Linked DNA regions of Homo sapiens: region 1 is linked to region 2. Evidence: chromatin loops called from intact Hi-C (ENCODE). Cell type or tissue: prostate gland. All regions are shown on one strand. Links, peaks and the distances in the headings refer to the core of each region. The heading gives the core; the rest is flanking DNA. Region 1 holds the start of LINC03063 (long intergenic non-protein coding RNA 3063). Region 2 overlaps CDC42EP3 (CDC42 effector protein 3).

Region 1 (2,922 bases), core at 283-2,782, 100 kb after region 2:
AATAGCTTAGTTTTTCTCTTCCTAGAATGTTTTTCGATCATTTGAAAACTACTTCCAGTCCTAAAAGACTGAAGACAGGTAAAGTTTATGGTATGTGAATTATATATCAATGTTGGCTTTAAATTCAGCTTTTAATTTGGCTTTGTTGGCTTTAAATTTCTGCCATGGTCCAGCATGAAGATGGACAATGCAGTTTCCCTGCCTGCCTTTGCTGCAATCATGACTCTCAGACAAATATAAAAAGAATACTCATATATTTTATTTAACTTACTAATTAATAAGGTAAACAGTAAGATGTTAGGACTCATTTTTTAAAAAAATTTTGAGAATCTGGGTATCTATTTAAAAAAAATAACTGGTCCATGTCTTACCAGGCAAGAAACTTTTCAGGGATGATTCTTCCATGAGACAGAAATTTTTTGCAGCTTCTTTTGGAAAAAATCCACAAGTTAATCTTGTCTGCATAGTTTTAAAATAGGCAACCCATGGAAAATTAAACCTAGTACTTCACTGAAGAACACTCAGGACTCTCTTTTGGCTGTTTTGAAGTTTCTAGTAACTTCCTGAGAGGCCACTGCTGCCAGAACTAGGAACCAACTCAGGGAGGCTTGTGGGAACTAAGTCTTTACCACCTAGTGCTAAAAAATAAACGGAACGGTTTTTCGAAAAATACACAAAATTATCCTCAAAGCAGACGTGCAAAGGCCACTATCTCCCTCCTTCCCACAGCCCTCGGACACTCTGTGATCCAATTTCTTTACCTTAAATGTAACCCACTGTTGTTTAATGGGAAGAAGAAAGAGGAAAACAAACCTGCTAAGAAAGTGGACCAGACAAATCCAACTCAAGAATCCCCGCCCTACAAGTGTGCAGAATGAAAATACTCAAAGAGGTCTTCAACTATTTGGATGCCATGACTTCTTGAAACAGACAAATGCAATTTTGAGAGTAGTTTGAATGATTTTAGAACCTAGCAGGAATATTTGTCATAAGATAAAAAAGGCATCAACTCATTTCCCCTCCTGCCACCTCCATTCCCTGCTCTCCACCAGAGCTCCTCAAAGCTCAGGAAAGGAAGGCAAACAACAAAAAGAAACAACAACAACAAAATCAAGTTTCTAAAATTCTATTATTTATGGAAGGTAAAACTAATGACACAGCATAGTTGGGGTTTCTTACAGAATCAGTGTGCATTGCATAAGACTATTTTAAATTATGTCCTGACATGGTGGCTCATACCTGTAATCCCAGCACTTTGGGAGGCCGAGGTGGCTGGATCACTTGAGGTCAGCAGTTCGAGAACAGCCCGGCCAACATAGTGAAACCCCATCTCTACTAAAAATACAAAAGTTAGCTGGTTGTGATGGCGCATGCCTGTAATCCCAGGTACTCAGGAGGCTGAGGCAGGAGAATCACTTGAACCCGGGAGGTGGAGGTTGCAGTGAGCTGAGATCGTACCACTGCACTCCAGCCTGGGTTACAAAGTGAGACTCTGTCTCAAAAAAATAAAAAAGACTTTTAAATTATAATGAAATTTTATAGCTGTTGAATTTCTATTTTATAAATATATCTACTCTAAAGTAAAATTGTTTCTCTATAACACCTACAGGTCATATGTATGATTGTTAGGTTTATTTGCTGCTTAGTCCTTGATCAGAAATGCAACTCCCAAATATAATATAGTAGGCCCCCTTACCCATAGTTTCAGTTACCTGAGGTCAATTGTGGTCCAAAAATATTAAACGGAAAATTCCAGAAATAAATAATTCATGAATTTTAAATGGCATGCTGCTGTGAGTAGCTTGATGAAATCTCCAGCCTTCCTGCTCCGTCCCACCAAGGATGTGAATCATCCCTTTGTTCAGGGGATCCGTGCTGTCTGCCTCCCCACCCATTAGTCACTTTGTAGCCATCTAGATTATCAGATCAACTGTCACTGTACTGCAGTGCTTGTCTTGAGGAACCCTTATTTTACTCAATAATGGCCCCAAAGCACAAGAGTGATTATGGTAGCATACTGTTATAATTGTTGTATTTTATTAGTTTTTCATCTCTGTGCCTAATTTATAAATTAAACTTTATCATAGGTAGGTATGTATAGGAAAAAAACATAGCATATACAGGGTTGGGTACTATCCATGTTTCAAGCATTCACAGGGGGTCTTGGAATGTATCCCCCAGAGATGAGGGGGGACTACTGTATTCCTCATGTAGTATTTTTGTGAGACTATTCTTTTTGTGTTTTAGCATGAGGTTATCAGGAACTTGTCACTCCTGCATGGGCTCAGTTACATGGGGGAAAAATAATCCCAGAATTTCACTGGCCTCAAACAACAAAGCTATATTGCTCATTCATGCTACATGATCACCTCGGGTTGACAGGGACTCTACTTCCCTGGCCCTTACTCAGGGATTCAGGCCAATGCAGTAGCCACTATCACAAGCCTTTCTGGATATAACATCAGAAAGAAAGAAAGAAAGTGTGACTCATAGCACACTCATGCATAAAGTTTTCACCCAGGACTGACACCTGACACTTTCTCTCACGTTTCATTGGCCAAAGCAAGCCATGTGGCCATGCCTAATCTCAAAGAGGCAGGAAATGCAATCCTGAAGAAGAGAGATAAAATTCGTAACTAACACTAGTGACCACCAAAATTTGTTTTGGAAAATAGAGCCTCCTGTTTTTAAACAAGTTTTATTCTTTTAGCTACATTAAATTACCTATTAACCAGCCACATCTTGACGGTGTTAGAATTCTAAGGATGGATTTTAATCTATTAATTTAAACTTCCATTCATCTGAAACATCAACCAAATACAGATTTTTTGTGTGTGCCCTTTGTTTTAGGCAAAATGCCATAAAAATTAATAAGACAAAATCCTACAAACAGATCCCAGGTTGGGTAATTTGGTCTTGTGC
Region 2 (2,922 bases), core at 120-2,619:
AACACAATATGTGCAGGCATGAGTGGCTAATCCTATGTGAAAGTCAGCAGCTCTTTGGGTTAAGGGGATGGGAAAAAAAACTGAACTTCTGAAGCCTCCGAGTCAGGCTGCCTGGGCACATGTCCTAGTTCTGGCACTTAACACCTGTGTGACTTTGGGCAAGTTACCTCACCTTTACCTCAGTTTATCCTTTGTAAAATGGAGATAATATTATTTCCCTGAGGATTAAAGGAGTTAAAAAAGATTATGTACTCAGAACAGTGCCTGGCCCAGAGTAGCCACAATAAAAGGTTGAGGTTTTCAATGTTGCTTTTGTTTTTTTCCTAGGTACTTAATACTGGTTCTGTCATGTAATATTCATAACTATTCTTTGAGAGAGATAGTACAGTGGTCCCCAATTACCCGTGGTTTTCTTTTCCAGGGTTTCAGTTACCCATAGTCAACCATGGTCTGAAAATAGGTGAATATGGGGCATTTTAAGAAAGAAAGAGACCATATTCATGTAATTTTTATTACATTGTTATAATTATTCTATTGTTAATCTCTTACTGTGCCTACTTTACAAATTAAACTTTATAACAGGTATGTATGTATAAAAAACAACATAGTATATATGGGGTTCAGTACTGTCCAAGGTTCAGGCACCCACTGGGGGTCTTGGAACATATCCGTGGAGGATAAGGCAGACTATTATATTGCTCTTCTTTTCCAGATGAGAACACAGGCTCAGAAAGGTTTAGTAACGTGGCCAAGGTCACACAGCTAAATAGCAGAAGCAGGGTTTGAACTCAGGTCTTTTTGACCTTATACTAAATACCACACCCCCACCAATGGGGAGGAGGGGCAGAGAAGTTGTTAAATCTGATTTTTGTTATGACTTTTGGCCTCTGGCAAGGAAATAATTTCATATCACCCTGTATCTCACAGTTGAAGATGACAGTAATTGCCAGCCTTGAGGAACACTATGTAAATTATTTTATTATTAAAGATGATTCAATCCCACATATGTGGCATGAAAGTGGATCTAGCATGAACACTGCTAGGGTTAACATAAGCAGTTTAATTTATGCCATAAACGAAGAGATTTACTAGGTGAAAATGTGGGACTATATGGTGAGAAAGCAAGCCAAGCCACAGCCAGGGACAAGGACTTCTGGTGGCTGGGGATGAAGTGAAGCTCTAGCATAGACTGTGTGCTCGCTTCAAAATTCTGGGGAGCCCGGGGTTGCAGAGTCCAGTAACCACCTGTGGACAATCCCCTCCTTGAAGGCAGGAACCACACTACCTGGGCCTTCAGTCCCGGCACTCAGTGGACGTTTTAGTCCATGTTTGTTGATGATGTTGCTGCAAGAACTCAGCAGAAGAGGAGCTACAGGTAAAGTGAACAGAAAGGCACTGGGCTGTGTCCATGGCAGAAGTCAAGCCCTGTTACAGTTCAGCATATCCCCTGGGCCCTGCTAGATAAGAAACACACAACAAGGAAACCTTTGAAACCTTGTCCTTACTGCTTGCCCCGGAAAACCCACAGGGCCTGCCTTGGCCTCCACTGCTTTGATGCTCTGGGTTTGTGATTAGCTGTGGGGATCAGCTCCAGAGACTTCTCAGATGGAAACAGGGTTCTGGAAAGGACAGTCCGAAGTAACTCAGGTAGCCTCAAAGCCAATGGTTACAGTCTTGGAGCTGTCCAATTCCATTTGAAATCTTCTCCTGTCCCCACCTCTTAAAGGCTACAAAACAAAACAATACCCCACAAACCAGAATAAGTAGCCATGTAGTTCTAAAGCAATAGTCAGGTGTGTTTCTTTCCTTAAAAAAAAAAAAAAGCTTTCTCCTTGATATACTTCAGTGCCAAGTTTCATCAGAATCACATGATGATGGACTGAATTTGACAGTACCTCTGGTAGAAAAGCAGTTTTCAAATTTTAACCATACAGTTTTATAATACAAAGCATGATGCTGAGATTTAAAAGATTACTATTTCTAAATAGCCAAGTAAACTGTGTGAAAGCTGATGAGTTCCAAACTAGTGTTTGCTTAGTCCTTACTGCTTGCCTAAGTCATGAATTAATAGAATTCTAGAATCCCAAATTTAAAACTTTTTAAAAAGGATTTTCAGTGGATTGGGTTTTATTTCCATATTGGATAAAGTTATTATTAGCCTTCTAGCCTTTGGCCCTTTGTTAAACCATGTTGCAGAGATCACACACCTGCAATTAGGTAACAGGGTACCGCCTAAAGTGTACCTCGAGCCATGAATGTCATAAAAGTATTCTGTGGGACCCCAGTTTGATGAAGGTCCCTTTCTGCAGGACTTCTCAGAACATTTAAAAAGCCAGTGTATATAGTGAATCTCCACAGGGAGGTCGTGTCCAGAGTTTCTCAAATGGTTTTGCCCACTGAGCAGCTGCAGGACCAGCCTGGCAGGAAACACACTCTGGGAAACACAGAACAGAAGCTACATAACCGCAGTATGTCCTACAGAGCCGAAGCAACCCAGGGACATTTTAGTTAGAGAACCACAGGCGTTACAGGAAGAGAGCGATGAGGATGTACCAGGAGATCCTGGCAAACGCTGATAAAACTAATGGAGAATTAAGTGAGGGCAATCAAAAGGGGTGTCTGTGTGTAGAAATAGAGATTAAAAAAATACCAATTCTGGTCTTAGCTCTGACCCAAATTGTATAACCTTGACCTCTTGGGGTTTTCTTGTTCTCATCCCTAAAACGTAGCATTTGGTGAGAGATGATCTCAGATAATCTCTGGCTCCAGAACAGTGAGCCAGGATCAGTGGCACCTATTAGCATAGCTATCTTACTACTAATAATGTAAGACTCTGGGTTGAAAAACAGACCCGTGCAGATCTCTGGCAGAGCAGCCTGAGCAAGCGTGGAAGGCAGGGAACTTCCAAGTCAGGCCTCTATT

The links. Hi-C counts contacts between places; a loop is a spot of excess contacts. Peaks named below come from ENCODE experiments on the same cell type or tissue, not always from the same donor. Only the 100,000 strongest peaks of a DNase experiment are listed, where the experiment ranks them.
Region 1: a loop joins it to region 2, with 2.6 times the contacts of the local background. A loop is called at or near these places in 7 of 110 quality-filtered maps.

The regions. Positions count from the first base shown.
Region 1 is chr2:37,561,410-37,564,331 of GRCh38, reverse strand. It overlaps LINC03063 (long intergenic non-protein coding RNA 3063), which reads right to left and starts at 1,846. Exons shown (of 2, transcript NR_187223.1): 1 at 1,713-1,846. RefSeq lists cis regulatory regions at 1,703-2,061, 2,219-2,815. In prostate gland, for the core only: no CTCF peak of the experiment used is centred there; no DNase peak of the experiment used is centred there.
Region 2 is chr2:37,665,715-37,668,636 of GRCh38, reverse strand. The region is part of intron 1 of CDC42EP3 (CDC42 effector protein 3); the gene reads left to right. Among named protein-coding and RNA genes, the nearest start is that of CDC42EP3, 4.5 kb to the left of the region's middle. In prostate gland, for the core only: no CTCF peak of the experiment used is centred there; no DNase peak of the experiment used is centred there; H3K4me3 peaks cover 400 bases; H3K27ac peaks cover 2,500 bases.